Regions from separate parts of the Homo sapiens genome. Here region 1 is linked to region 2. Evidence: chromatin loops called from intact Hi-C (ENCODE). Cell type or tissue: sigmoid colon. All regions are shown on one strand. Each heading gives the region's core, and the rest is flanking DNA. Links, peaks and the distances in the headings are about the cores only.

Region 1 (15,857 bases), core at 3,613-11,612, 63 kb after region 2:
TATTTTAAATCATCTTTTTTATTTGTTTACAAGTTATCTGTCCTTTCCAACTGGAATGTAAGCCCTATCAGTTCATCCCCCACTTTTTCTTTTTTTTGTTGTTGTTGTGGCATCATTAGCTGGGAAAAGTGCCTGGGACTAAGTAAGTGCTCAATAAATATATATTGACTAAGTAGCTAACATGGGCTGTGTTAAGGAGCTCACAGCCTAGTAGGAGAGAGGGCTTAAGAAAAAAAATAGCAACACAGCATGATACATAGTCTAATATCACAAGAAACAACTGTGTCAGAGAGCAGGGTAGCACTCTGTCTAGAAGGAATGGGGAGATAATTATTGAATAACAAATCTTTGAATGAGGAATAATTGACCTGGCAGATACAGGAGATAGAATATTGAAAGAAGATATAACAGATGTGTGAAAATATAAAGATTTCTATTTTATATGGAAATCAAAAGAGTCCAGTACTGTTGGAACATACATTAAGTACAGAGAAGCTGTCTGTGGCGATGAGGCTTGAAACCATAGTAGAGGCCAGTGCACAAAGGGCATTGATAAGTATCTTTAAATAACTTAGACTGGATCCTTTCAATGTGTGGTAGTCACTGAAGAATTTTGAGCAGGAAAGTGATATGATCAGAGTTGTGTTCATCACAATAACTCTGGGATACTACTATGAACTGGGGATGGTTAACGCCCGAGACAAGGAGACTCCAGGAGGCTGTTGCAGTGGTCCACATGAGAGATTACAAAGGCAGGATAAGGAACTAAGGACCGGGAGAGAAAGCACAGATTTAAGGAATATTTAGGAAGTGGGAACAATGAGATTTAGGAGCAAATTGAATGTGAAGAGTAAGGTTGAGGGAGAAGTTGAAGGTGATTCCTTCTAAGTTTCTGATTCCATGAGTAGGTAGTTTTCCAAGTTAGGAAATTGAAGATGATGTGGAGGATTGGAGAAGGAGTTCATGAGTCTGGTTATGAACATGTACAGGTAGTAATGAGATATCCAGCTGGACTGTTTTTGATCATTTTGGTATACAGGTCTGATGTCTAAGAGATATCTAAGGGCAGAAGATACAGGTTTGAGTATCATTCTTTTATGGATACTAGTTAAAGTTTTGGCCATGGATTTGATTGCTGAGGGAGATGGTGTAGACTAAGAAAAGAGGAGCTTGCAGAAAAATTTCAGACTACCAGCACTTAACGAAAAAGTAGATAAGAGAGATCCTGTGGAAAATATGATCTGCCAATTGCTGCCTCATTAAACAGAGCTGGTCCTCTTAGGTTAAGAGGAAGATAGGTTATATGACTTGTGCCTCCCAATATCCTTTGATATTTGGCTAACCAGTGCCTATCTCATTGCTGAAATATCAGTCCATGATTATCATCTACTGTGGTAAGCCTTCTCTGAATGTGAGAATGTAGAGTCCATGTCCTTCTTAGATCTCTATGTTAAGTTGCATCCTAAACTTAGCACACTGCATCATAATCAACTGTTTGTGTGTTTGCATTCCTCTACAAGATTGGGAGCTACTTAAGAGCTGTAATGTGTCCTTCATCTTAATCTTTAGAATATTGACAGAGTCAGTTACATACTAGGTGTCCAGATGTTTTGTGAATAAATTAAAGGACACTTCGTTGCTCAACCTACTACTTTCTGTTAATATCTCCATGGCTCTTTACTTCAACATCTATCTGCTTCCAGCCCTCCTAATTTGGACAGACTGTTTGAATTCTGTTCCCAGTCAGCTTGCTCAGTAAAGGGGAAGGGTTGATGTTGCCCCTTGTCATGGTCTCAGTCTTTCAACTAAAAATCCTATTGAGCTCCTCCTGCTCCTGGCCAACCCCAACATAGGCCAGCCTGATGCCGTCAAATCCAAACCAATGCCTTGTTTATGGGAGGAGGATCTACGTCTTGGCAACCTTGATGTTGTGACTGCTAGTTTAGCAAGTTGGTCCCTGTAAAGATCAACTATCCTATGAGTGAGAAGTTAATGGTGGGAAAGATCAGTTCACTGGGCTCCCTCCTCATGTGCGCACTGTGTGTGTGTGTGTGTGTGTGTGTGTGTGTGTGTGTGTGTATAATGTTATATATGCTATATGTATAAGTCATATATATATATCATTTTCAGCCCCTCTTTTATTCTTCTGGATATATATATATGAAAGGAACAGATGGATGGAAAAAGACACATTCGATTCCTGACCACAAGTACCAAATGGATATACATATACATATATATATCCAGATAGGAGAGGCCAGCACCCAAGCACTTCGCCTCCCTAGAGGCCATTAAAGGCCCTTAAGTGGTCAGCTGAAATTTTTGATAGCCCTTTATCCAAATGGCACCTTCTGGTAAGTAAACCTTTACCTGTAGCAGCTCTACCCAGGTCAAGGACAGGTCTGGAAAGCCTAAGGGACTGCTCTACCTGTGTTTGATGCATATTACCCTAGGCAACACCACTGTAATGCACCTTAATTCAGTCTTGTCCATTTCCTTCCAAGACCTCAATGACATATAAGTGCCAAATGTTAATACTTAATAGGGCAGAACCCATCTTCCTACTAAGGGAGAGGAATTCAGACCAGTTGGGAAAATAAGCCATCTAAGTAATAGGCAAAAAATCAGGATAGTGGCATCATTGGAGTTAATCAAGTGAGCATTTTAAAAAGAAATTGAATGGTCAATAGTAATAACAACATAAAAGAAGAATAAAAAGGAATTAAAAGTGTCCATTGGATATGGCAACCATGAAGCTATTGATAACCTTAGCAAGAACAGTAATGATAAAGTGGAGAGAATCGAAGGCAAAATTCAGAGGGTTAAAAAATTAATTGGAAATCAGAACATGGACATGGCAAGGAAAAACTACTTTTTGAAAGAGTTTTACTGAGGTGGGAAGGAGTTTAGGAGAGCTAACTAAAAGGAGGAGCTTTTTTACTATTGCGTTTTCATTTTTAAGAGGATAATGAACTAGACATTTTCAAAGACTGAAGGGAAGAAGTGGAGATATAGGCGGGATGGGACAGTTAACGGAGAAGATTATTACAGCAGATTAGCAGGAGTATGTTAAGTGCCCAAGTGTGAAGACCACTTCAGCTTGAAGAGTATTTGGTACATAGCTCCTCTATGAAGGTATGAAAAGGATCTGAATAGATTCAGGAAAACTGGCAGGTGAAACAACAGGAAGTTGATGAGTTCAACATATAACAGCCTCTGTTTTCTCCTTGAAGGACAGGGGAAGTCATCTTCTGAGAGGGATGGGGACAAGAACAAGGCAGAGCATCGTGAAGGGAATGAGGAAGATTTAGAATGAAAGAGGAAATTGACCAAGAGTCAAGATTCAGATTTTTCATTTACCTTCTTCCCTAGACACATGAGCATAATTTAGCATTACTATCCTTAATTTTACATTAGGAAAACTTCTAGGTAGCTTTAAGTAGAACAAAATATTATGTTAAATTTCAATGCTTGAATTAGAGTTGGAAGAAACAAAAGACAACTCAACTTCTATCTGGAAGTACCTGCAGGATCCAATCCAGGTTTAGATCCTCCAGAGTTCATTTTTTAATGTTTTATTTTAGTTTATTTATTTCAATAGGTTTTTTGGGAACAGGCAATTTTTTGTTACATGGATAAGTTATTTAGTGATAATTTCTGAGATTTTGGTACACCTGTCACCCAAGCAGTGTACATTGTACCTAATGTGTAGTCTTTTATTCCTCACCCCTCTTCCATCCTTCACCCCAAGTCCCCAGAGTCTATCATATCATTCTTATGCCTTTGCATCCTCATAGCTTAGCTCCCACTTATAAATGAGAACATATGATATTTGGTTTTCTATTCTTGAGTTACTTCTCTTAGAGTAATGGTCTCCAATTCCATCCAGGTTGCTGAGAATGCCATTATTTCGTTCCTTGTTATGGCTGAGTAGTATTCCATGATGTATATATACCACATTTTCTTTACCCACTCACTGGTTAATGGGCATTTAGGCTGGTTCCATATTTTTGCAGTTGCAACTTGTGCTGCTATAAACATGTGTGTGCAACTGTCTTTTTCATATAATGACTTCTTTTCCTCTGGGTAGATACCTACTAGTGGGTTTGCTGGATCAAATAGCAGTTCTACTTTTAGTTTTTTAGGGAATCTCCATACTGTCTTCCATAGTGATTGCACTGGTTTACATTGCCACTAGCAGTGTAAATGTGTTCCCTTTTCACCACGTCAATATCTATTTTTTTTTTTTATTTTTAAACTATGGCCATTCTTGCAGGGGTAAGGTGGTGTCTCATTGTGGTTTTACTTTGCATTTCTCTGATGATTAGGGACGTAAAGCATTTTTATTAACTATCATAAATATCAGCATTTTTAAACCCAAAAGAAGTCTTGAAAATGGGATGGCCCTGCTGCCATGGATAAAATTCTAGAATCCTTACATTTGGTACTTGTGGTCAGGAATTGATTGTGTCTTTTTCCATCCATCTGTTCCTTTCTTTCAAGCTAACTGGAGTCCCCAGAGTCTTGAACTCTTTGGAAAGTTAATATTTACTGATGAGGCTGCTTTTCCTCCCCCGCATTGAGGGTTCGTGGTGTACTCACATGAAGCAATGAACTCCCTCAAGTAGTTTACCACGAAAGCATCACAGTTAAATTAGACTGAGATTTTAGTGACCTTTCCTATTTTTTTCTTGTCTGACAGAATAAAGGTCTAAGAATGTTCAGAAGATGAGCTGGATATGGATGAAAAGATACAGGCTGAGTGTGTCAAAGTTTCCATTAGGAAAACAGAAGGTTTCTTGCCAAATAGAAACACGCAGAAAGAATGTTCACTGCATTTTCACCCCTCCCCTCTCACTGCTGCCTCAGACTATTGCCAACTCCATTTACAAACTCTTTAAGAGTGGATCTGAAACAATATCCCAAAACTAGAGGAAGAGTCAAAAGTGTTCCAGATAAAGCACTTTGTCAGAATCAAGTGTTTGAGGTTCATCTCAAATGTAGTCCACTGGCTTTGGTCCACCTGGCCTCATCTCCAATCTCTCCATCACACAGTCCTCTAGGGAGAAGAACCTGTCTCAAGCCCCAGAACATGTGGCGCTTTCTCATTTCTGTGCCTTTTCTCATATTGTTCCTGCTGCGTAGAATGCCTTGTTCACCAAAAACATTCTGCTTATCCTTTAAAAACCTCACTCAGATTATCTTCCTTGTCCTTTGTGACACCTTGCTTAACCCTTCCTCTCTCTCCACCCTTCACTCCATTTCCTACCGTGCTGATCCTCTGCTTGGTGCAAATCATGCCCTTCCTTTATGTTCGTGTAGCATTTTGTGCATAAGATCCTTATAGCTAGACAGTGTGTTGCACCATTTTTACTTGTTAATGCTGTGTTTCCTCCCTTCACTAGACAGTTGACCCTTCAAGGGAGTAGGTCATGTCTTGTTCCTATATCCTCAGTGTCTAGCATAATGTCTTGCTTAGAGTGGATGATTGCTAAATGCTCCCGAATGAATGGATGAAAATCTACCAAACATGTACCTAGCAAGTACAAAAAAGAATGAGCCAAGGTGGATGGATCACCTGAGGTCAGGAGTTCAAGACCATCCTGGCCAACATGGTGAAACCCCATCTCTACTAAAAATACAAAAATTAGTTGGGCATGGTGGCACATACCTGTAGTCCCAGCTACTGGGGAGGCTGAAGCAGGAGAATCGCTTGACCCTGGGAGGCAGAGGTTGTAGTGAGCTGAGATCGCACCACTGCACTCCATCCTGGGCAACAGAGTGAGACTGTCTCAAAAAAAAAAAAAAAATGAGCCTTGCGTGTGTGTATATAGAGAGATGATAGATTGATGATAGATAGATAGATAGATAGATAGATAGATAGATAGATAATCTTTATGGTTCATGTTCATTGTTTCAGTAAATCCTATAACCCTTTGAACATCCCCCCTACCCTTCAGTTGTTCTCTATATTCATCCCTAAAAAGGTCAGCTGGAGGGTAAGCTTGGACTGCTTAGTCCCACAGCATGAGTGCTGCCATTCAGGCCAGGTCCTCCTGTGCATGGCAGCATGGCATTTGGGTCATGGATACTCAACTCAATGTGAGGTAACTATTTAGCTATGATTGCTGAGTTCTCTGATTATTGTAGATTAGAGCTTACTGTCCGACTGAATTATCTATCTTTTTTGACATATTGGAATGATCAGATTGATTGGATAGATATCAAGCGTCTGCTTTATATTGGCCTGTATGGATTACTTCAGTGGGCCAAATGAACACCCCTCCCAGGATATCTTCATTCTTTGACATATGATGATTTATTATACATTTTTACAATTTTACTTAAAAATTGGGGAGGTGAGTGGGGGAAGTGTTTTATCCAGAAGGAATCACTGCCATTTTGTCAGATGAAGTTTGCTTATTTCTTGCAAACATAACCCATAGATGGGAGGTCTCTATAAGACAAGCCGTGGCTGCAGAGAGTGAATAAATCACATTTTGATTTGGTATTTTCCCTACCTTCAAACCAGTTATTTTTATTATATTATCCAGCCTTCCAATGTTTCTGTTATTCAGGAAAAATAATTGAGAAATAAAAAGAGACTATTGTTGTGATTTAGAGAAGATTTTTTCTACCATGTAACATGAATTTCTTTGAGATATTGGCTCAGATGTTTAAATGGATAGGGCTTTTACTAACAGTTTTATTTATAAAATAGGTTACACAGAATTTGGTGTGATTTTATTGAGCACCAAGAATTAACTTAATTTGCTGAAGATCAATATCCAAACGATATATATCATAGAACCCTGAAAGTACACAGACCAAATTCCTTTTATGCAATGACCATCCTTACAAATATTTCAGAATTTGGGGGTGTAGAGCATTTGCCGTCATCTCTAGTGTCCCCATCCTCTACTTGTTGCCACCCCAGTTTTTTTCCTTTGGTTCCCAGAAATATTAGGCAAAAAGATAATTTTAAAAGTATATTTTTGCCAATTGCAAATGCATAGTTTTCTGTCTTCCCTGGTTCTGTGCCAGCACTTCCCACCCAACTCTAACTGTGTTGTTTGGAAAAGTAAAATAAATGCCACAAAATATCGGTACAGTTGCATTTCTACACAATTTATCCTGGATTTTGTAAGGCCCTTTTAATGTAGTAGGCTATGCTTTATTCTCATGGCTACAATAATTATGTGGAAATTTATGAACTGATCTTTAATACAATGTTGTTATTAGAAGGACTCTTTTTCCTAGTAAGGGTATAAGAAAGGAAATAAACACCTGACCACACCATCTCTACTAAGAATGCAAAGAGCAGTAGTAGCTGGTCTTTATTTTGAAGTAGAAGTCTATTTACTGGGCCGGGTGCGGTGGCACACGCCTGTAATCCCAGCACTTTGGGAGGCCAAGGTGGGCGGATCACAAGGTCAGGAGATCGAGACCATCCTGGCTAACACGGTGAAACCTCGTCTCTACTAAAAATACAAAAAATTAGCCGGGCATGGTGGCGGGTGCCTGTAGTCCCAGCTACTCAGGAGGCTGAGGCAGAAGAATGGTGTGAGCCCGGGAGGCGGAGCTTGCAGTGAGCCGAGATCGCGCCACTGCACTCCAGCCTGGGCAACAGAGCGAGACTCCATCTGAAAAAAAAAAAAAAAAAAAAAAAAAAAAGAAATCTATTTACTGATCATTCCATGCCATCAGTTTGTCACTGTGTTGAGTAAATAGTGTAGTAATAAGTGTGACTGTTTCTTATTACCTCTCCTGTTGTGTGGTTAACATCGTGTTTTTGTTTTCTGCAGGCATGAAACCAGATTTAAACAACGTATGCTGGAACTGACGGATACAAACAACATTGCCTACTTATTTCTCTCAGCTGCCAACAGATGGCTGGAGGTCAGGACGGTACGTTCATTTCATGATTTCGAAATGGAAACCAAATAGAGAAGACGCCTGCTGCAAAGAGGCAGACAGTTGTAAAAATTAGTATTCCACTGAGATTCGGCACTAGCTTCACATTTTCTGGACTTTAAAATAGCTCAGGTTTGTTTATGTTACAGATGAAGTTTGTCATAATGTTTTAGCTAATGACAAGACAAATAGCCCAAAAAGCAAAAATTCATTTTGTGTTCATTAGTTTCTAGATCACATAAGTTAATGGAATGGCAAATATTTGTATAACTTCAAATTTTTTTTTCCAAAAGAGCACATTTGGCAAGTGAACAGATGTACTCATTTCCTTCACTGAGTTGGTCCTGCCTGGAAGGATGGCAACTTTCTACGTTTTAAGCCAGTGGAGGGTCATGTTAGTGCAAAATGTAGAAAACTACAGTTAATCATCTGTTGCCTTCTGTCTTGCATAATGTAGAAGAACAAGCACAAGCTTTGGCATCACACAGACTTGGTCTAGCAAGTTAATTTTAGTCCCAGTTCCTCATCTGTAAAATAAGAATGTGTACCTTGTACCTTGTATGGGCATTGGATTAAAAGTAACATAAATCCCCTACTACACTGATTGGCAAATGCATTCAAGAAATGTCTTTCGAATGCATGCATGAATGAATAATGAATTGTACCTGCCCTGGTAGGGGGTTCATAAGCCAATGAGCTGGAGTATCAAGTAGGAGAGATGAGAAAGACATTCCAGAAGGCAAGGAATATAGTTTGTAGTCTGTGCGATCCGGAACATGGATAAGCTACTTTGATGGTAATGTTGAGTTGAGTGTAATTTTTTAAATAGGTATTTGCCGGTTTTGAAAAGAAAAAGCATGTTTATCTCTACTATTGAGAGAATCTTATTTCCACTAATTGCGTTTCACTAACATATAGGCTTTCTTTCAAAACACAACAGAAAAGAGAAGGAAGATGGTAAAGGGAATTTAATAGGGTAGAAATGAAGGAGCCCAAATTAAAATCTGAGTAGTTGATTGATGGATACAGATTAAACAAGAATCTTGGACATCCTTGTGAGCTTTTATTATCATGATTTCTCACTGGTTTACAGAGATTCTCCTCAACTATATTAGTCATTATGTAGAAATTATTCAACAGCACAGCATAGTTATTTTTCACAAAGTTTTGACAGAAGTACTGGTTGCTGATAAATTCCCTCCAGGTAGCTGTGACAGTTGGAAGAAGGCAGGACAGAGTTTCTTGGGAATTACGTATAGATAAATAAAGGCAAGTGAAGTGTTACTTAGGATTTATCACAAAACCAAAACATTATTCCCAAACCCTATACAAACCATAATTCCATAATTCCTTGCTTTAATTCCTTGTTTTGATATGTGAGTGTGTGTGTGTGTGTGTGTGTGTGTGTGTGTGTGTGTGTGTGTTGTTCTATAAGGGAAAAAATCATATATGAATAATATAATTACTGATGAAATAGCTTACTGAAAGAATGTCCCGAAATCATAAGGGAGAAATGTTAGCAGTTACCTTTGTATCTGGTTTTCCTGAACTTGAAGATCAAGTATGTCTTTTAGGGGCAAGCATATTTGCCTTGGACTTGAGGTGAGAGTCTGACCGACTCCTGTTTCTGCTCTTTAGCACTTCCTGCTGTCAGATTAATGGATAAGTGTTGAACAAGAATCTTCAAGCAAACCATATGCTCTGTTCTCATAGCCAGAAGACAAGATATTAGAGCCTTAAGACTGCCAAGAAAGGGAAGGTCAGGAAAAATTAGAAAGGAACAGCAGCCAAACTCAAAATTGTTTAGTTTAGTTTGTCTCATAACCCAATACTTTAACCCCCACGTGAAAAAGCAGTTGAACCTGTCTAAATATAATAGACTCTGTATCTTGAATTCCACCTGCAAAAAACAAAATACTGACACCTGAAACAGGAAGGGCAGAACAGGCCATTCATTTGGTTACTTTGTAATGCATTTGTTACTATGTCTTCTCCTTGCTTTCTGTGTATTAGAATCCTTCCAAGATTTGCAATCTAGTCTTATTACTAGAACTCTCCCTTAAAAATTAATACAAAATATTAAGGAGTATTTTATTTTCATTTCCGATGGGCAAAGATATATTTTGGCAAGAAACGTTTGTTGATTTATTGCAAGGTTCCAGGCATATCTGCTGACAGAAGTCAAGGTTCAAGGTCCTTTGTGTATGCTTTGCCTCCATCCATTGTATTTATATGTCAGTAACTTTATATGGATAAACACGTGTACACACGCACACATGCACACCCCTCTAGACAATCTCAGAGATCCATTGTGAGACCAGTCAGATTCACTGTCGCTCTGCTCTTCTGAGTGAACTGAGAGTTTTCATTGGAACCAGGTGTATTTAAATATAAATACTATAATCCAAGAACATATGCCACAGTAGGAGTGTTAAATAAGGTAAATGACTTCTCCTGGGAAATAACCTTTTCTCTCAATTGTGCACATATAAATGACCTCATTACTACTGTGTTTCTGTGGGCATGTCCACATCACTGGAGACAGAATTTTAGTTTGGAATAACTGGATCTTGCGTGAGAAAAATGAAGTTGAGATATAGTACCTTGGAGACTAGGGTGTGAACTGTTCTCTACACCCCACAGCTGGATATATTCTGTATTCTGCCTTGTAAGTCTTTTTTTTTTTAAAGTAATGAAAATTTCTAATTGGCCCAGTACATCTGCATTGATCTTATCTATGGTATCAACACAACCCCCTCTTTGTTGTATTACTCAGTAAGTTCACATAAATATCTGCTTCTAGCAAATATTCTTAGAGTTCCCAGAGCAGGAATGCAACCAAAATGATATAAAGAAGGTCACTTCATTGGACATAAATTAGAAGAGGCAAGCAGGATTTCTTCACACAGATTTCACCAACTCTAATTCATGGACTCAGAGCCATAATGGAAATGGGAGAAAACATGATATCATTGCTTTCTGTGGCTATCTTTCCCCTCCCTTCCTCTTTATGCCTAGTTTTAACTTTCCAAAGCCATGTCACTGCTATTGACAGAAAATCTCAAGAAAGAAGAGAGAGAAACCAGAGTAGAAACGCCTTTTGTTGAATTTGGGACGTTCTCCGAACCTCATCCAATTTTTGTTTATCTTTTTTTTTAAATTATACTTTAAGTTCTGGGATACATACGCAGAACATGCATGTTTGTAACATAGGTATACGCATGCCATGGTGGTTTGCTGCACCCATCAACCCGTGATCCACATTGGGTATTTCTCCTAATGCTATCCCTCCCCTAGCCCCCCACCCCCGGACAGATCCCAATGTATAATGTTCCCCTCCCTGTGTCCATGTGTTCTCATTGTCTAACTCCCACTTATGAGTGAGAACATGCGATGTTTGGTTTTCTGTTCCTGTGTTAGTTTGCTGAGGATGATGGTTTCCAGCTTCATCCATGTCCCTACAAAGGACATAAACTCATCCTATTTTATGGTTGCATAGTATTCCATGGTGTATATGTGCCATGTTTTCTTTATCCAGTCTATCATTGATGGGCATTTGGGTTGGTTCCAAGTCTCTGCTATTGTGAGCAGTGCTGCAATAAACATATATGTGCATGTATCGTTATAGTAGAATGATTTATAATCCTTTGAGTATATACCCAGTAATGGGATTGCTGGGTCAAATGGTATTTCTGGTTCTAGATCCTTGAGGAATGGCCACACTGTCTTCCACAATGGTTGAACTAATTTACCCTCCCACTAACAGTGTAAAAGCGTTCCTATTTCTCCACATCGTCTCTAGCATCTGTTGTTTCCTGACTTTTTAATGATTGCCATTCTAACTGGCATAAGATGGTATCTCATTGTGGTTTTGATTTGCATTTCTGTAATGACCAGTGATGATGAGCTTTTTTTCATATGTTGAGATAGAGACATGAAAAACCCTTCAAAAAATCAGTGAATCCAGAAGCTGGTTTTTTGAAAAGATCAACAAAATAGATCAACAAAAAAGATCAACAAAAAAGATCAACAAAATAGTCTGACTGCTAGCCAGACTAATAAAGAAGAAAAGAGAAAAGAATCAAATACATGCAATAAAAAATGATAAAGGGGATATCACCACTAATCCCACATCAATACAAACTACCATCAGAAAATGCAATAAACACCTCTATGCAAATAAACTAGAAAATCTAGAAGAAATGAATAAATTTCTGGACACACACACCCTCCCAAGACTAAACTAGGAAGAAGTCGAATCCCTGAATAGACCAATAACAAGTTCTGAAATTGAGGCAATAATTAGTAGCCTACCAACCAAAAAAAGCCCAGGACCAGATGGATTCACAGCCAAATTCTACTGGAGGTACAAAGAGATGCTGGTATCATTCCTTCTGAAACTATTCCAAACAATTGAAAAAGAGGGACTCCTCCCTAACTCATTTTATGAGGCCAGCATCATCCTGATGCCAAAACCTAGTAGAGACACAACAGAAAAGGAAAATTTCAGACCAATATCCCTGATGAACATCATTGCAAAAATCCTCCATAAAATACTGGCAAACTGAATCCAGCAACACATCAAAAAGCTTATCCACCACGATCAAGTCGGCATCATCCCTGGGATGCAAAGCTGGTTCAACATACGCAAATCAATAAACGTAATCCATCACATCAACAGAACCAATGACAAAAACCACATGATTATCTTAATAGATGCAGAAAAGGCCTTCGATAAAATTCAACACCCCTTCATGCTAAAAACGCTCAAAAAACTAGATATCAATGGAACGTATCTCAAAATAATTGTTTATGTTTTTAAAAAAATACAGCGCTTTCTTTTCTTTTCCAAGTCATGTTAAATAAGAGTTAAGACAATCATGATTTTTCCTCTTTGTCTACACAGATAGTTTTCCCTATGGAAGATCTAGCCTTGCCCACCATATTCATATCATATTCATTTTGAATTGGGAAAAAAATAAAGGCCATAACACACTCAAATCATAAAAGGACAAGAGACTAAAAGAATAAAATAATTTGGCTGGTAGAAAGCGGCTAGACTGTGGCTGGCCACCGGACTTGCTTTGGCAGCAGAGCGGACTGTTTTTCCTCTGGGTGCCAAGTGAAGCCGGCCGCGGTTGAGTGCAATGTGTCACTACAGCCTAACCTCTGATTGCTGCTTGCGTCCTCTCGTTCAGCACAGTCTTTTCTCTTCATCCCTTTGGACTAAACAATTCCAGTTCTTTGGCATTGGTGTTTTCAGTTGCAAAAATGGTGTAACTTTATCTAAAGGCTGTCTTTCCAAGGCTTTGTCTTGCTGTGTGGTGGAAGGATAAAAGAAAATTCACATGAAGAAGCCAAAAATAAATACTTTAGAGTCAACAGGCTAAAGTGAAAATGGTCTTTAGGGTGAGCTTGCACAAGAGTCTATTTTGTGAGACAACACTGCTTTTTTGTGTGTTCACAATTCAACGACAGACAGGGATGCAGTGATCTCGTAATTTGAAGGCCCTAATATATTCTTGCAGATACCCAGTGGTACAATAATGTGCTCCTGAGTGCTATATGAAGGAGAGGGATCACATACTTTTGGGTTGCTATTAACTATTTACAAGGCTGCCTTATAGAGAATTACAGTTTTCATTATAATTCCAAATATAGATAGATGTCTTTGAATCACTAGAAATCTGAAAAGAGACCTCTCTTTCGACATGGGAATCTTCTGGTGGGGAGTATTGAATTCACAGAATTGATGGAAGCTGTAATTTACTATTCTACAGATAAAAGCCCTCTTTTGAATGTAGATAATTCATCTGTGTTGTAACTTCTGTTTCCTAAGTTGAGTCTCCCATTTCATTGTATCATTTGGATGGAAGGTGGTTTTCACTGAGTAGATTGCTTAGGATGTGTAAGGCTATAGCAGTAGAATAAATGCTATTAGTGATCCCCAAGTATTAGCTGTCTTCTGTGAAAGTTATGCAGACCATCTGCTTCTCCTTTCTTAGTTTATTGCCTCTAAGCCATTTGCTTCTCACGTATTTGCAAAGGAATGGAAAGATGTAACCGTAGGGTCACTTTGTGAATCATTAAACTTGTTAAGTTTAACAGTAAAAGAAGTGAACATCGGAGACCTAACAAAAGCTTTTTTTTTTTTTTTTTTTGAGACGGAGTCTCACTCTGTCGCCCAGGCTAGAGTGCAGTGGCATGATCTCAGCTTACTGCAACCTCTGCCTCCCGGGTTCAAGTGATTCTTCTGCCTCAGCCTCCCGAATAGCTGGGACTACAGGTGCCTGCCATCACACCCAGCTAATTTTTGTGTAGAGATGGGGTTTCACTGTGTTAGCCAGGATGGTCTCGATCTCCTGACCTCGTGATCTGACCGCCTTGACCTCCCAAAGTGCTGGGATTACAGGAATGAGCCACTGCACCTGGCCACAAAAGCTTTTATGTTAGCTATTAATTTCACATTTCTATACTACTGTAATATTTGAAGAGAAGTGATTGAAATTTAGTGATTTTGCTGAATATTTTTTGAAAAGTGTAGTACACAAAGGAGCTTCATCCCTTATGCAAATCAAGATAAAATTCTGATCAGTAGTCTCTAAAATATTTCCAGTACTTTAGAAAAAAAAAAAACAGTTTTTAGCAGTGGTAGTAATCCAGCAGTGAGCTGGAAAGTATCTAGTTAGTAAAATTAAAAGACAGCCTGAATGACTTTTTCTTTAAAAAGAAAGTTTAAAAATATTTTTATAATAAAATAACTTTGTTATACATACTAAACTACAGATATATTGGCTTTCAAGCTATAATATCTATTTGAATTTAGTTGATTGTAGATTTTGAAAATCAGTTCCTCTTCTGAAAATTTTTGCTATAAAATGTACCTCAAAAAGCTATGCCTTTCTTTTGCTGAAGACCGGGTCAAAAATAATATTTCTAAAACATTTTAATATATGAATTTGAGCATATTTGGATTGCTGGCCTAATAACTAATAATATCTAGTGATCATATTGAAAATTATACAAGTAGTTTTGAAAACATTAACCACGTGAAAGGGGCCCAGAAAATATATATTGACTACAACTTATTGATGAGTCTTCTCCTTTTTCTCCCATCATCTGTTTTCACTTCTTTTGCTGGCCCTTTTGCCAGAATAAGACTACCTACCTGTTACCAGAATTATCATTTTAATTCAATGGAAAATAGTTTAAATTATCTTCTAATCAAATCTACCATGTCATTCTTTACAGTGGGTGAATTCAGGAGCCCAATATAGAATACAAAGATTTCCATAGTAAACTAAACTCAATAGCGAGAAATTGACTGCATAATGTTTTACATTTCCTTTATTATATTTATATTCATATTACTCCTACTGTTTAATTTCCATTTATTTAGACCCAGTGATTTTTGATATTTCAGTCAGCTATGACCTTGTTCTATTTTGTCCAAATCTGTTCTTTATAAAAAACACAGCAACAGCATTTTGTGAGTTTTTTTCCCACAATTAAAATAGTAAAATATATACATATATATAATAATTTGGAACTGAATGATGAAATTCATGGCTTAGGTAAAAGTACTTTTCACTTTAGAAAAGGAAATAACTCATAACACTTAAACATAGCAAAGCTTTTTAAGAGACAGTCATATTACAGTTCTAAATGGACATGGGAGTTAAAAGATTATAAAACTCGGTGTTGGACTTCCCACTTTATCAAAAAATGTATGCTTGTAGTATCTTTACATGTTCAGCTCTTAAAATCTGGAAATGAGATTGGTAGAGACTTAAATGATTCATACAAATCCTAAAAGAAAAGTCGGGAGAAGTCCTAAGTTGGAAAATAGTCAGCTCATAGAAAAACTCAGTGAATGTTTTATGAAGGGGTGAATTTATCTAGTCATTTACTCCACAAACAAGTACTGAAGCTTTACAATCAAT
Region 2 (15,857 bases), core at 4,726-12,725:
TCCTAGCATCGATGGGCTTTAAAATTTGGCATGTTTTTGCCGTGGCTGGTACCAGTTGTTCCCTTCCATGTTTATTGCTTCCTTCAGGAGCTCTTGTAGGGCAGGTCTGGTGGTGACAAAATCTCTCAGCATTTGCTTATCTGTAAAGTATTTTATTTCTCCTTCACTTATGAAGCTTAGTTTGGCTGGATATGAAATTCTGGGTTGAAAATTCTCTACTTTAAGAATGTCAAATATTGGTCCTCACTCTCTTCTGGCTTGTAGAGTTTCTGTCGAGAGATCCCCTGTTAGTCTGATGGGCTTCTCTTTGTGGGTAACCCGACCTTTCTCTCTGGCTGCCCTTAACATTTTTTCCTTCATTTCAACTTTGGTGAATCTGACAATTATGTGTCTTGGAGTTGCTCTTCTCGAGGATTATCTTTGTGGCGTTCTCTGTATTTCCTGAATTTGAATGTTGGCCTGCCTTGCTAGGTTGGGGAGGTCCTCCTGGATAATATCCTGCAGAGTGTTTTCTAGCTTGGTTCCATTCTCCCTGTCACTTTCAGGTACCCCAATCAGACGTAGATTTGGTCTTTTCATATAGTCCCATATTTCTTGGAGGCTTGTTCTTTTCTTTTTACTCTTTTTTCTCTAAAGTTCTCACTTCATTTCATTCATTTGATCTTCCATCACTGATATCCTTTCCTCCAGTTGATCAAATCAGCTACTGAAGCTTGTGCATGCGTCATGTAGTTCTGGTGCCATGGTTTTCAGATCCATCAGGTCATTGAAGGACTTCTCTACACTGGTTATTCTAGTTAGTCATTTGTCTAATCTTTTTTCAAGGTTTTTAGCTTGTTTGCGATGGGTTTGAACTTCCTCCTTTAGCTCAGAGAAGTTTGATCGTCTGAAGCCTTCTTCTGTCAACTCGTCAAAGTCATTCTCCGTCCTGCTTTGTTCCGTTGCTGGTGAGGAGCTGCGTTCTTTTGGAGGGGGAGAGGTGCTCTGATTTTTAGAATTTTCAGTTTTTCTGCTCTGTTTTTTTCCCCATCTTTGTGGTTTTATCTACCTTTGGTCTTTGATGATGGTGATGTACAGATGGGGTTTTGGTGTGGATGTCCTTTCTGTTTGTTACTTTTCCTTCTAATAATCAGGACCCTCAGCTGCAGGTCTGCTGGAGTTTGATGGAGGTCCACTCCAGACCCTGTTTGCCTGGGTATCAGCAGCGGAGGCTGCAGAACAGAGAATATTGCTGAACAGCAAATGTTGCTGCCTGATCGGTCCTCTGGAAGCTTCGTCTCAGAGGGGTACCCGGCCGTGTGAGGTGTCAGTCTGCCCCTACTGGGGGTGCCTCCCAGTTAGGCTACTTGGGGGTCAGGGACCCACTTGAGGAGGCAGTCTCTCCATTCTCAGATCCCAAACTCCATGCTAGGAGAACCACTACTCTCTTCAAAGCTGTCAGACAGGGACATTTAAGTCTGCAGAGGTTTTTTCTGCCTTTTGTTTGGCTATGCCCTGCCCCCAGAGGTGGAGTCTACAGAGGCAGGCAGGCCTCCTTGAGCTGCGGTGGGTTCCACCCAGTTTGAGCTTCCCGGCTGCTCTGTTTACCTACTCAAGCCTCAGCAATGGCGGGTGCCCCTCCCCCAGCCTCGCTGCCACCTTACAGTTCGATCTCAGACTGCTGTGCTAGCAATAAGTGAGGCTCCATGGGTGTGGGACCCTCCGAGCCAGGCGTGGGATATGATGTCCTGGTGTGCTGTTTGCTAAGACCGTTGGAAAAGCACAGTATTAGAGTGGGAGTGACCTGATTTTCCAGGTGCCGTCTGTCACAGCCTCCCTTGGCTAGGAAAGGGAATTCCCTGACCCCTTGTGCTTCCTGGGTGAGGCGATGCCTCGCCCTGCTTTGGCTCATGCTCGGTGGGCTGCACCCACTGTCCTGCACCCACTGTCCAACAAGCCCCAGTGACATGAACCTGGTACCTCAGTTGGAAATGCAGAAGTCACCCGTCTTCTGCATCGTTCACACTGGTAGCTGCAGACTGGAGCTGTTCCTATTTGGCCATCTTGCAACCCCCTCGAAATCATAGCATTCTTATGTGTGATGTTAACATCTTTCTCAAACAGCATTGGCCGAAGATTCATTTGATGAATTCGGTTTTTTCCTAAATAGATGATTCAGATGATTGCAACGATTCTCTTGTTAGTTCTGTTTAGAAATAACTCCAAGAACAGTTTTTACATTTTATTTTCACATTAGAAATCAATCAGATTTGCTTCAGCCTCAAAGAGTGTGTTTATGTAAAACTAAATGAGTACTGGCAGTGAGATACACTTTGTTTTTTCTAAACGGGAAAAGGGTTAAAAATATTTGCAGTTTTTTAACTTGTCTCCTTGGGAGCTTATGATGTGATATTTTCTTGAAGATTGTCAAGAAAACTTAGCCATTTTTGAAAACTGAGGAGAAAAAAATACCATTTTCAGGTAAAGGAAGCCAAACTTCGTTCACATAAAACCCTTTTTTCCAATATATTTTCAAAAATTTCAAAATAGAGACTTCTTTCATCCTCAACTCTAACTTTAAAAGCAACTGTTACAAAAATATTGTTTTTTCCCTCAAAGTATGACTGAGTATTCTCATGAATAACAGGGTTTATGTTAGTATACTTTACACAAACTTAGCAAAACTACTCCCACTAATATTTGATTTGATTTATGTGTCAGTTTTGCTCATCTTTGTTGCTCCCAAGACCTTTAACAAATTAAAATTTTGGAAGTTTATATATTGTTTCCTCTTGAATTATAAACTCCTTTAGAGTTTAAAGATTATAAACATTTCTTTTTTGAAATAGATTTAGAGAAAATATTTGGCCTATATAGCCCCTTTATTCTAGCCCTAATGCTTGATACATTAGACATAAAGTTGGAAGGAGTTTTATCTTCCAGCAATGCACCACTAACATAGTGTCAAAATGCTAGAAGACAGGATGATCAAGATTCACTTGCTTATATTGTACTACTCTAAGTTGGTGACCCCTTCAATACATCCTTCTCTTCAGGGGACTGAAATTCTCATAAGAAGGATGGATGTAGCCAAGAATAATAACAATAACAACAACAACAACAAAGATATATTGAGAGTATACTTAGCCAATTATTGCCATAAGTGGTTTTTCATATACCATCTCATTTAATTATTACAACAGCCCAGTGGTTTTGATTCTATTATTTATTTTTATATATTGTTTGAGACAAGGTCTCACTCTATCACCCAGGCCAGAGTGCAGCAGTGCAAACATAGCTCACTGCAGCCTTTAACTGCTGGGCTCAAGTGCTTCCGCCTCGCAAAGTGGTGGGATTACAGGCATGAGCCACAATGCCTGGCCTAGATTTTATTATTAACTCCACTTTAGAATTAAAAGATTGACATATAAAGAACTTAGGTAACCTGAACTTCTTTCAAATCATCCAGCTACTAAAGGGCTGAGGTGAGATGTGAATTCAGCTTGTGTGTCTCTAGAGATGAGAGTTGTGTTGGTATTGAGTCAAATACAAGAAGAGAGAGGGTAGAGGAGGTCATCCTAGGGGAGAGCAGTAAGAAGTCATGAGGGGGAAAATACATTATCCTGTGTTCTTGATAGGCAGCTGGGATTCTTGAGTCAATGGAGCAAAATTCCAGTTTGACCACTTCAAGTTTTATTATTTTGTTCAGTACAATCTTGTTGGTGGTGAGTTGAACAGAGCTGGCTATAAATCCTAGCTCTGACACTTTGTAGTAGAATGGCCTTGAGAAAATTACTTATATCCTCCTAGCCTCAGTTTCTTCATCTGTAACATGAGCTATTAATAATATCTACCATGTAGGATTGTAAAGATTAAAGAAGATAATGGATAATACAAACATTTATTGAGTGCACACTCCATCTCTGGCACTATGTCAAGTGCTTCATACTCATCTGCTACCAAGCAGGTTAAACGAAAATAATACACTTAGAATATAGGGTGAAAATACAGCAAAAGAAACTATCATCAGAGTGAACAAACTACAAAATGGGAGGAAATGTTTGCGATCTATCCATCTGAAAATTGTCTAATATCCAGAATCTACAAGGAACTTAAACAAATTTATGAGGAAAAAAAACCCTCTTAAAAAGTGGGCAAAGGACATGAACAGACACTTCTCAAAGGAAGACATTTATGTGGCCAACAAACATGAAATAAAGCTCAACATCACTCATCATTAGAGAAATGCAAATCAAAACCACAATGAGACACCATCTCACGCCAGTCAGAATAGCAATTATTAAAAAGTCAAGAAACAACAGATGCTGGTGAGGCTGTGGAGAAACAGGAATGCTTTTACACTGTTGATGGGAATGTAAATTAGTTCAACCATTGTGGAAGACCAGTGTGGTGATTTCTCAAAAACCTAGAACCAGAAATACCATTTGACCCATCAATCTCATTACTGGGTATATACCCAAAGGAATGTAAATCATTCTATTTTAAAGATACATGCATGTGTATGTTTATTGCAGCACTATTCACAATAGCAAAGACATGGAATCAATCCAAATGTCCATCAGTGATAGACTGGATAAAGAAAATGTGGTATATACACCATGGAATACTATGCAGCCATAAAAAGGAATAGGATGATGTCCTTTTCAGGGACATGGATGGAGCTGGAAGCCATTATCCTAACCAAGGAACAGAAACTAACCCAGGAACAGAAAACCAAACACCACATGTTCTCACCTATAAGGGGGAGTTGAATAATGAGAACACACAGACACAGGGAGGAGAACAACACACACTGGGGCCTATGAGGAGGGCAGTGGGAAGGAAAGTAGCTAATGCATCTGGGCTTAATAGGTGTAGCAAACCACCATGGCACATGTTTATCTATGTAACAAGCCCGCATATCCTGCACATGTATCCCGGAACTTAAAATAAAATATAATAGGGTGACAATGGTCAGAGAAAGAAGGTTGAGGCAGAAATGTGGCTTCTCATCTGTGTTATTACAAAACTCAGATCAGTGTTTGGATTCGCGGTACTGTACAAGAGTCTATGTTTGACAACTAAGTCATATCTGGACTTGCAAAAGCACAGTCTGATTCTGTTCTATGTACGGTGGTAAGGATAATCCCTGAGAGCAGATGATTTTTAAAACCGGAGTCCTCTACTGTTAAGAAAATTAGATTGCAGCGCACCAGCATGGCACATGTATACATATGTAACTAACCTGCACAATGTGCACATGTACCCTAAAACTTAAAGTATAATAAAAAAAAAAAGAAAAGTAAAAAAAAAAAAAAAAAAAGAAAATTAGATTCTAGCTTCTCACTCTGCTGTTGCCTGGCTCTGTTACAAACAATTCACTTTATCTTTGGTTTCTTGGTTCCTAAAATTCTATAGTTTATGACTGTATGACTATAAATCAACAACTTGGCTTTTTATTTTTACTGTTACTTCCAAACACTAGTATTTCAAGCTAAAATGTGAGTTTTTCTTATTTCAACTAGGCATATCATGCTGATCCAGTGACAGTTAAATATATTCCAGGAGAGATATTTAGACACGCAGAGAGTCCAGGATATGGAGTTATTTTATTAACTGAAAGGGCCATAAATGAATATTAATAACACTGCTGGAAAGAGAACTCGAAGTGATGTCAAGTTCTTGTTTTTAATCTGTGTAATAACCTGATTTCACATATTTAAATTAGTTTAGTGGACTAAACAAAAGATAGACTGTAACCCCTCTGTAGAATACACATTTGTAAATTCTAATAATTTTTATCATTAAAGGATGATTTTATATGGATTCTTTTGTTTGTAACATTTCATAAGAAAAAAATTCAATAAAGAAAAACAGAAACTGGTTAAGACTAATGTATGGGAACTCATAAAACTGCACACAAGTAGATATTAACTGGTAAATGTTTGTGGACTCCAGACAAAATGACATTTAATACTCTTTGTCCTTCCTGTCTTCAAAGAAAGTTAAAGCAATAATAGATGATTAAAGTTACTGAAAATGTTTTCACAGTTCAATGAAACTAATGCATTTTATTTCTTTCCACAGTCTTCATGAATGCAGCAATTCCCATAGCAGCTGTTCTTGCTGTAAGACACTTTTTCTCTCTTTTAGAAATGAAACCAAGTCAGTGTTTATAAATGATTTATGAGCAAGAATGTGTGGGTAGTAATATATATTACCTCACCTCTGTGACTTCTCTCTATGGCAGTCTCCATTGCAAGAGTTCTAATCCAGGGTTTCTCAGTAAAGACACTATGGACATTTTGAGCCAAATAAATTTTGTTCTAGGGGCTGCCCTCTGTGTTAGGACGTTTGGCAGCATCCCTGGCTTCTAGCTACCAGGTGCCAGTAGCAACCTCAGTTACAACAATCAAAACATTGCCAAATGTATGCTGGTACATTTGCAAACATTGCAAAATGAACAGCGGTTGGGAATTAACTGTTCTAATCTCAACGATCTGGTTCCCAGATACTCTTACAACAAGATGGAGCTAGATCAATAACCAGAAAATCTTAAATAATTGCATTATATTTCATACTAAAATGACAAAATCGGCAACTGGTATTATTTGTAGAAATGTAATTAGCTGAGCATGATGGCGCATGCCTGTAGTCCCGGCTAACTGGGAGGCTGAGGTGGGAGGATCACCTGAGCCTGGGGAGGTCGAGGCTGCAGTGAGCCATGATCACGCTACTACACTCTAGCCTGGGCAATGAAGTGATACCGTGTCTCAAAAAAAAAAAAATGGAAGTAAGTCTTCTTTGGATATTAATGCTGACAGTTTTAGTAAAGATCCACAGTGAGGACCCCAAAACAACAGAACATTCTTTTTTCTCCCGGAGTATTTAGTATTGCTTGGAAAGGGCTTGACTGGTTGTTGAAAACTCTGGGTTCTCCATCCCTTTATTCCCCCTACTTAGCAATCTGACAGGGTCAATTACCTAACCTGTAAGTAGAATTTTTTTCTAACTTTCTCATAAGTTTGCCACTATAATTGCAGGTAAGCCTTTCAGGACTTACCAAAAGCAAGTATTGTTTTAATTAGGGAGTTTTGGATGAAGTCATTGTTATCATAGTTACAATGGACATACTGGCATAGCAGAATATGTTAGGTTTCTAGGACTGAATGTACGCATGTGTGACACTTTTTCCAGCTTTCTCTAAAGAACTCCTTTCTTTGCACAGACATTTGTGACCCATGCGTATGCCAGTGGAAACAATCTGAAACCTGCAGAGGCCTTTGCTTCACTGTCTCTCTTCCATATCCTGGTCACACCACTGTTCCTGCTCTCCACGGTGGTCAGATTTGCAGTCAAAGCCATCATAAGGTATGCACTGAAGTGTCTGGCATTTTTTGCTTATTGATAATAGAAATGACGTGTGCTAATAGGAGTATTTGAAAAAATATAAAAAAGAACATTAAAATCACTGCCAGGAGACAACCATTGTTAAAATTGTGGTATGCTACTTTTCAGTCTTTTATTTATTTCATGTAAAAATAATTTTTCAAAACAAAAATTTTAAATTTATCTAGCATTTTTCTCCTGATTACACTTTTTTTTATTATTCTCCCTTCATTTAAGTTTTATAATACCCCATGTTTACTGACTATGCAATATTCTATGTTGGAAATATTCTAATTTATTTAACAATTACCTTTTAATTGAACATTTAGAATGTTTCTATTTTCTCCCTAACATAAATAACATTGAAGTTCACGCATCTCTGTTTATCTGTAAACTTTTCTCTGATGATTTTCTCAGGTTGGATTTCTAGAAGTGGGGATACTAGTTCTAATAATATGCACATCTTTGAGGTCCTTGATGAATATGTTGCTTTCCACTGAAGTGGTGGTAGGTCAAAGAGGGCACACATTTTTAAGATTTTTAAAAATGAATACAGCCATAATGTTTTCCACTAAAGCTGTGCCAGTTTATATTGGCAACAATAGTGACAGAGAATGTTCACATCATCACATTTACTATTTTAATTTTAGTTTAATCTGGAAAAAAATCCAGGCTTAAAGTCTCTGAAAATGGTTAAGAATTGTAAAACCATTTTGTATTTTGCTCATTTAAATATGCTTCTATAGTGTTTCCAACCAGTGCAGATTTTGTCTCTTTATAATATCTCATAATGCACAGCTATAAAAATAGATGTGATATAAGACCATTTTTCCACCATTTTTACTTATAAAAATGTGTTACCAAACTAGATGATACACTGCCTATACGACAGTCTATATGTCTTATGCTCCCATAAATAAGGCACTCTTAAAAAGGAATTTTTCTTTTTAGATATATGCTCTTTATAAACCTATAAAACCTCAGAATGCTTTGTAAACAATCATTATCATATTTATATCTGGCTTTTGAAAGAAGTGCCAAGATGTCGCAATATTGAAGAAAAATTGGAAAATTGAGCCTTTAAATATATGAAGTATCATGTTGCAATTGACGGAAACATAGAACATCATTTGTAAGACTTTTAAAATGAGATAATTGTGCTGGTGTCTATATCTTACTGAGAAAACTAGAATTTATTATTCAAAATACCAGAATCTTCAGTTTTAAGCCAATAGTTTGCATTTGCTTAACAATCACTTAATGCCCAATAAAATTAAAATGCATATAAATCATCTTATAAACCAAATTCTTACAGAATATGATAGTGTAACATAGTTTCAAAGTTAACCTCTGAGACATTCATTAACAACCAGTTCTAGAGCTGTTAGTGTCTAGAGCTCAAGCCTTCTGGCCACATCTGCCCTCATTTTCTTATTGTTCTGCCTTCTGAAACACTTGTCCGGATCACTGACTACTTTTTGTAGCACCACTTCCAAATTAGGCAGTGCTCTGGAAGGGAAGCTACTTCAAACAATAAAATTGATAAATGGCCAGAGTCTGCTATTTTGGTCCTTATTTTCATTTTCTCCACTCAGCAACTGTCCCTTTCATGGTTACACTTTTATTTGAAATTTGACTTTGTACTACAAGTGGAGATAGAAAAGCAGTTGATAACTTGCAATAGATAACACCTCTGAAATCAGGAGGTTACCAAATATTAAAAGGACTTTGACTTGATTAAAAAAAAATGAAAACAATCTAGGGGTGTCCCTCCAATCCATGGTATACAATTCCGTGGTAATAAATCCTAGTACAGTGGAGGATGGATATCCCTGTATATTTCTGCACAGCACTCTCCCTTCTGCACATCTCATGGAAAAGACATTTGCCAGTTTGATAAAGACCAGTCTTTCTTCAGGGCTCAGTTCCAGATTTCCCAAGCCATAGGCCAAACAGAATCTGCTTATAAAAGCCTGATTCTCTCAAATGAGTTTCAGTGGTTGAATTGCAGGTCCTACAGAGATGACTGGTAAGCAGAGAACATTAATCCTTTTTCCCACTGTGTGCTAGTTCTGGGAACCCAAATAAGTGCTCTCCCAGTGTTGATTGGACTTAGAGCATTTTCTTCTGTGCCTGGGAAGCCGTGACCAACCTTTAGTGCCAGTTGGCCCACAGTGAGTTGAGCAGCCTGTTTATAATCGGAGACTTTGGTCAGCTGATTTTGAAATCTCCTCTTCAGGAACTGTGGAAATTCTAAATCCCTCACTGCAATCTTAAATACATTTAGAAACTTGGTGGGTTAGAATGGGATAAAGCACACTGTCAAACTTGTGCTATACATGCATGTAAGAGACTTGTAAACTTCTCTACCGGAGGAGAATTCCATACCATGTTCAATTCTTGGTTCCAAAACAATTCTATGCTTTCTTTTAATAAGGTTTGGCTTATTAGCCAAAGTGGGCTTCATGGCATTCAATGGCTGAGACCTGTATATACCTCATAAAATGGAAGAATGAGGCAGGTGTGATTCAGATTGTCTCCTCACACCCCCCAGCACCCAACACCATTTGATTTTTCTGGACATTTTATGATGAAGTGTTCTTGTCTACTTTCACAAAACAGAATAATGAAAAGTAACTATTATCTAAAATAATAAAATGCTCGAAGAAGAGTGATTTCTTTTTTAGAATGCTTGCCTCACTTCTCCACTTTGTATGTTACAAATCTCCATTTCACCGTCTTACCACCATTTTACTCATCTCTACCCCAAGCCTCAGAGCATCTTCTGTGGATGTGCATTCATTTATTGATACAGGTACATTGCTAGGCATTAAGAATTCCAAAGATAAAAGACTGAAATCTGCAGGGAGTCCACAGCCTAGTTAGACAGACCAGGAAGGGAAACTAATTACTGTATGGTGGGTTATGGTGTTATAAAGCTATACAAAGAATGCTATGGCCCATAATGGCCATCCTTGAAGTTTTTGAGAGAGAAGGGAAACTATCTGGTCAGTAAAGATTTTTTTTTTTAAATTTTATTATTATTATACTGTAAGTTTTAGGGTACATGTGCACAACGTGCAAGTTTGTTACATATGTATACATGTGCCATGTTGGTGTGCTGCACCCATTAACTCGTCATTTAGCATTAGGTATATCTCCTAATGCTATCCCTCCCCCATCCCCCCACCCCACAACAGTCCCCAGTGTGTGATGTTCCCCTTCCTGTGTCCATGTGTTCTCATTGTTCAATTCCCACGTATGAGTGAGAACATGCGGTGTTTCGTTTTTTGTCCTTGCGATAGTTTGCTGAGAATGATGGTTTCCAGTTTCATCCATGTCCGTACAAAGGACATGAACTCATCATTTTTTATGGCTGCATAGTATTCCATGGTGTATATGTGCCACATTTTCTTAATCCAGTCTATTGTTGTTGGACATTTAGGTTGGTAAAGATTTAAAGGAGGTAGTGACTCTTTCATAGAATCCTTAAAAATAGGTAAGACTTGGCAAGTTGGAGAAAAAATGTAAAACATGTTTTAACAGCAGGAGCAGTATATTCACAGGGAAGAAGTGGGTAAGTAGGTGAGAAATCTTGGTATCTTCAGGAGATTAAAAGTAGTTCAGTGTCATTGGAGGAAGGGTTCTGATGTGGGAAGTATCAAGGCATGAAGCTCGAGAGTAAACTCCTGAGCAGCTTTTAGACGATGCTAAAGATGCTGAAAGGCAACCGGATGCCAGTTGTCACTTTAAGAAGCGGGTCATTACATGCACAGATTTGCATTTTAAAAATATAAACCTGGAAGCATGGTGGAAATTACTTCACCCTTGGTCAGGATTTGTGCATTTTCCATAATTGTTTTACCTCTGTGATTTCTGAAAGGACCTCGTATGAATAGAAAATGCTTTTCGTATTACCCATTTATTATTTCATCAGACATTTCTTTAGGAATTACCATGCTATATTTTAGGCATTGGGATAGATTCTAAAGATGAAAATCTTTGCTGCTAACGAGTTCACAGTCTAGTGGGAGAGATAGACATGGAACAAACAACAACAATGACAAAACATCAGTGCTGGAGATCCTCAGCCAGAGAGCCTAGAATGACTGGGGACATGGGAGGGGAAGGGAAGTAAGAGGTTCACAGATAGGTTAGTATTGGCATCCATTGATGGTCCTTGTCATTGATGTTTCAAAGTGGGGTGTTAAGAAGAGAGAATGTCGTCCCCATTCTCAATCAAGGTCAGGGACCATTGCTTCCAATGCTCAGGAAGAGTGGGGCTCATTTATTCCATAAAAGCTTTGAGTCTATACTGGAAAGATTCGTGATTTGTATCTATACTAGAAATGGGAATGGAGAATTGAACCAACCAACTTTACTTAATGTCAGAATCATTGATTTATTCCTTCTTTGATTTATTGAACAAACATTCCTTGAATGACATGTGCCAGGCATTGCTAGATTTGGAATTATAAAGGCAGATGAGACTGGCTTCTCCACTTTGTTTTTTTGTGCAGAGACATAGTGTGAGATTGTTTAAAGGTATTCCTTTGATTGACAGAGCTGCGCTTCTTAAAATCAAATCTTTTCAAAACATAAGAACAGAATGACAATTACAATCTGTAAAAGTGAAGAAGAAATAACTGCCATTTAAGAGGAATAAAATAATGTTTCATAACGCATTTATAACACTGTTTTTCAAGTCTATGTGGTCAGACTTTGCTATCAAAGACTCAAAGAAAGTGTATGAACTGAAGCTCTTCCTAAATAATTACCTCTTTTAGTTCTCTGCAAGTGCAATTTGACAGCTAATAGATTGCCTCAATGGATTTTCGTCTTCCATCATGTTTCTATGGCATGCAAAGCCAAAACACTTAAAGATCATGGGCAACAGACTAAATTAAATTTACCTTTTTCTCATTTTGTTATTGTGTCACAAAAAACAAGTTCTGAAGACTTGTCTGGAGGAACTTGACTATAAGTTCAAATAAAATTTTTAAAAAAGAAACCATTTATTTCATACATATATTTTCTAGTTTCCTATCAAAGGCAATACCTCCCCTGTAGTTGCTGCTGCATGTGCCAAGTTAAGTTTTCCCACTTGCTGCATCCTAGCTTGCCAAAAGGAGCACTTCTTTTCCTTTGCAACTTCACTGAATTTCCTTTTGTATATTATTTTATTTCTAGGATGATGTTTACAAAGCATATTATCATTTTCTTTGTTTTACTTATTTATTTTTGCTCCTGATCCTATGACACTGGTTTGAGAAAATTAGAATGGGTAGAGTAGATGAGCCAAGGAGTCTTGTGCCCAGCCTAAGGAGGTCACATTAAAGAATGTTGGCAAACCAGTCTTCTAGAGCAGGGCCTCTCAAATGGTGTTTATAAAGTGCCTCTGAGTATTGGTCAAATACATAATGTGATTCGTATTTGGAGGCAGGGCTGAGATTTTCTGTTTTTAATAAACTCCCAGTTGATGCTGATGCTGGTGGTCCTTGGCTGAAACTTTTGAGCAGCAAGACTCTAGAGTCCCCTCTCCTTGCCAGGTTCAGAAAATGTGAATCATGCATAGTGCTTAAGCAAGATACACAGTGGCCAAGGATTCCAGATCCTTGCATATTACATGCTAAATGGTTTTAGGCAGGTTACTTAGTTTCTCTGTACGTCACCTCCCCATCATTTGTAAAACTAGAATACTAAGAGGACTTTCCTCATTAGTGTTATTTTTAACCACCCTGTTCCAAGTTCCTAAACAACTTCACTATTTTTGACAAGGAATATAATTGCAAAAAAAATGCAAAGAAGGTTCTGTTGAATTTAGGGTGACAAGTGGTCCTGATTTTTCTGACATTTTTCTGGTTTTAGTACTGAAAGTCCCATGTCCTGGAAACCCCTCTGTCCTCAGCAATTTAGGATGTTTGGTCGATCTAGCTGAATTCCCAGTTGGTCTTGAAAAATGACTCTCACAGGCATCCTACTCACCATAATACTGTGTGTTAAAGTCGTTATTTAGGTAGCACTTTGTTGGTGGTGGTTTTATTGTTAACTCTTATTCTGTGTTTATTGTTTTTTGCAGTGTTCAAAAGCTGAATGAGTTTCTCTTGAGTGATGAGATTGGTGACGACAGTTGGCGAACTGGTGAAAGTTCGCTTCCTTTTGAGTCCTGTAAGAAGCACACTGGAGTTGTAAGTGCTTTATTTTTGTTTTGGAAGTTGTGAATAGAGGACAGTCTCAGCAGAATGGACAGATTAATACAACTGAGTTAGAAGAGATTATAAGCTTTAGTTTTTAACCCATGTGAAGAAAAATCACGACTTGCTTCTCTACAACCTCACAAGTCTAAAATCAATAGACGAATGTATAAGGCTTGTCTTTATAAATCCAGAAAAAATTATCCTAAGAGACAAGACGTGTTTAATTCAAAAGGAAATTGAGAGTTTGCTTACTCCAAATGTATATAAAAATAACACCAAATAAGCTTACTCATGCACCATTTTCTTATAATACCATTTAGCTATACTACACTTTATAGTTTAAAACATATTTTCTGATGCATTTTATCTTTTGATCCACTTAATATATTACATTGTCTCTTTTTATTTTCCAGTTGAATTACATTACATTGTCTCTTTTTTATTTTCTAGCTCTTTTTATTTTGCATGTCATGAGGCTCAAATAAAGTCATAAGATTACTAAGTGGTAGAGCTAGAATTAAAACTTGAATCTTGTAAGTTGTAGACCAGTTCATTTATCCATGATACAAATATTTACTTAGTATCTACATAAAATCTAGAAACATAGTCAATATTATTTTGTCATGCATTACATGTAATATGAATAAGCTTTATTTAAATATATGACTGTGTTTTTTATTTTTTGGCTGCCCTGTGCTTTGTGCCAAGACTTAGGGTTGTAGCAATGAACAAGACATGTGATATCCTTCCTGTCACAGAATTCGCTTTCTTGAGGCAGGAATTGATAAGCAAATTAAAACAGTAACATAGTTTCACTGTGTGAAGAAAATGAAAGAGGGTATTAGAGAGTGAATTGGGTACTTGAAGCAGGGTGGTCATTTCCAAGAAGGCCCTTCTGGAGAGCCAGCATTTGAGCTAAGACCTGAATAAAAAATAGGTACCTTTCCTGAAAACTTATGGGAAAAGAGCATTCCATGCAGGAGAACTAGTAGATGCAAAGATCTTGAGGTAGGAATTAATTTGGTGTGTTCAAGGAACAGAGGGGCACTGTGGCTGGAGCCTGGTGAAGAAGAGAAAGATGAGATGATGCGAGAACAATGATTGAGGGCCCTCGTAAGCCATGGAAAGAGTTTGGATTTTATTGACATGCAATAGGAAATTATTGGAAGGTTTCAAAGTAGGGAGTAATATAATTTTTGTTTATATTTTTAAAAGATTATGTTGTTGTTTTCTGTGTAGAAGGAAGTCAGTGGAGGACAAAGAGTAAAACACGTAGATCAGTAAAGAAGTCATTATAATAATATAGGCAGGAGAGGATGATGGTTAGAATTAGAGCTTTTGGTCCAGTTGCAGTGGATATTGTGAAAAAAGGAGATCAAATTCAGTGTACACTTTAGAGGTTGAGCTGATACAGACTTGTGATAGATTGGATGGAGGAGATGAGGGAGAAAGAGGACTCAAGGAAGAATCCTAGGTTATTGGCTTGACTTCTGGGTAGATGATATAGCCATTAACTGAAATAGGGAGGCTGAGAAATGAGGAGATGGTGTTGAGGTAGAATCAAGAGGTACATTTTGCACATGCAAGTTTTGAGATACTTCTTAACCCAAGAAGAGACATAAGCATTGGAGATATAAATTTAAGAGCCATTAGCCATTAGATAATATTTAAATCAATGACTGGATTATACTACTTTCTTGAAGGAAGTGTCTAAAAAATTTTGAAGAAATTCTTAAAAATTAATATATTTCACAAAGTAGAAAAGCATTATTCCACCGTGAGTCATAAGTTAATGTTAGTTATAATTGTTACTATTAGAAAAAATATGAATATATTTACCATTTATGTGAACCAACACAATCAGTCTCCTGACTGGAACTGATTGGAACTTGGAAAGCTTTTCCCAGGAAATCAATCTATATTATATATTTTTAAATCATGTTTAAAACTGCTAAAAAAGGCAATCTTGTGGTTATATATTTAGACTCGTTTCCTTCTGTTGTTCTGGAGGTGTTTGTTTTTGTTTTTGTTTTTTCACTTTCTGTTAAGTTGTTTTACTGAACGGGTGTGATTTTGTCTGAGAAGGGACCACCAGCCATGTTTATATATGCTGGAGGAACAACGCCTCAAAATGCTTGTTTGTTAGTGTGGGGACATGGACACAAAGACAAAAATGCATTAAAGAGTGTCTAAACTTTTAGGCAGTAGGGGATCAAATATTTGATTAGAACCAGTCTCGTCACTCTTGGGATGGTCCTAGACTACCAAGGAACTTGTCTTTCAGAGATAGGG

What was found. Peaks named below come from ENCODE experiments on the same cell type or tissue, not always from the same donor. Only the 100,000 strongest peaks of a DNase experiment are listed, where the experiment ranks them.
Region 1: it touches region 2 in a loop (3.0-fold over the local background); 4 of 110 quality-filtered maps call a loop at or near these places.

Annotation. Positions count from the first base shown.
Region 1 is chr12:21,821,009-21,836,865 of GRCh38, reverse strand. It overlaps ABCC9 (ATP binding cassette subfamily C member 9), which reads left to right. Exons shown (of 40, transcript NM_020297.4): 31 at 7,806-7,908. KCNJ8-AS1 (KCNJ8 antisense RNA 1) reads right to left here. Exons shown (of 5, transcript XR_007063241.1): 3 at 9,442-9,656; 4 at 7,763-7,959; 5 at 7,605-7,643. Among named protein-coding and RNA genes, the nearest start is that of KCNJ8, 54 kb to the right of the region's middle. In sigmoid colon, for the core only: no CTCF peak of the experiment used is centred there; DNase peaks (open chromatin) are centred at 4,585, 5,015, 7,905 and 8,315; H3K27ac peaks cover 533 bases.
Region 2 is chr12:21,885,525-21,901,381 of GRCh38, reverse strand. ABCC9 (ATP binding cassette subfamily C member 9) reads left to right here. Exons shown (of 40, transcript NM_020297.4): 13 at 6,067-6,107; 14 at 7,208-7,350; 15 at 13,448-13,556. Among named protein-coding and RNA genes, the nearest start is that of ABCC9, 48 kb to the left of the region's middle. RefSeq lists enhancers at 1,185-1,685, 1,686-2,186, 8,716-10,245. In sigmoid colon, for the core only: no CTCF peak of the experiment used is centred there; DNase peaks (open chromatin) are centred at 6,331 and 9,521.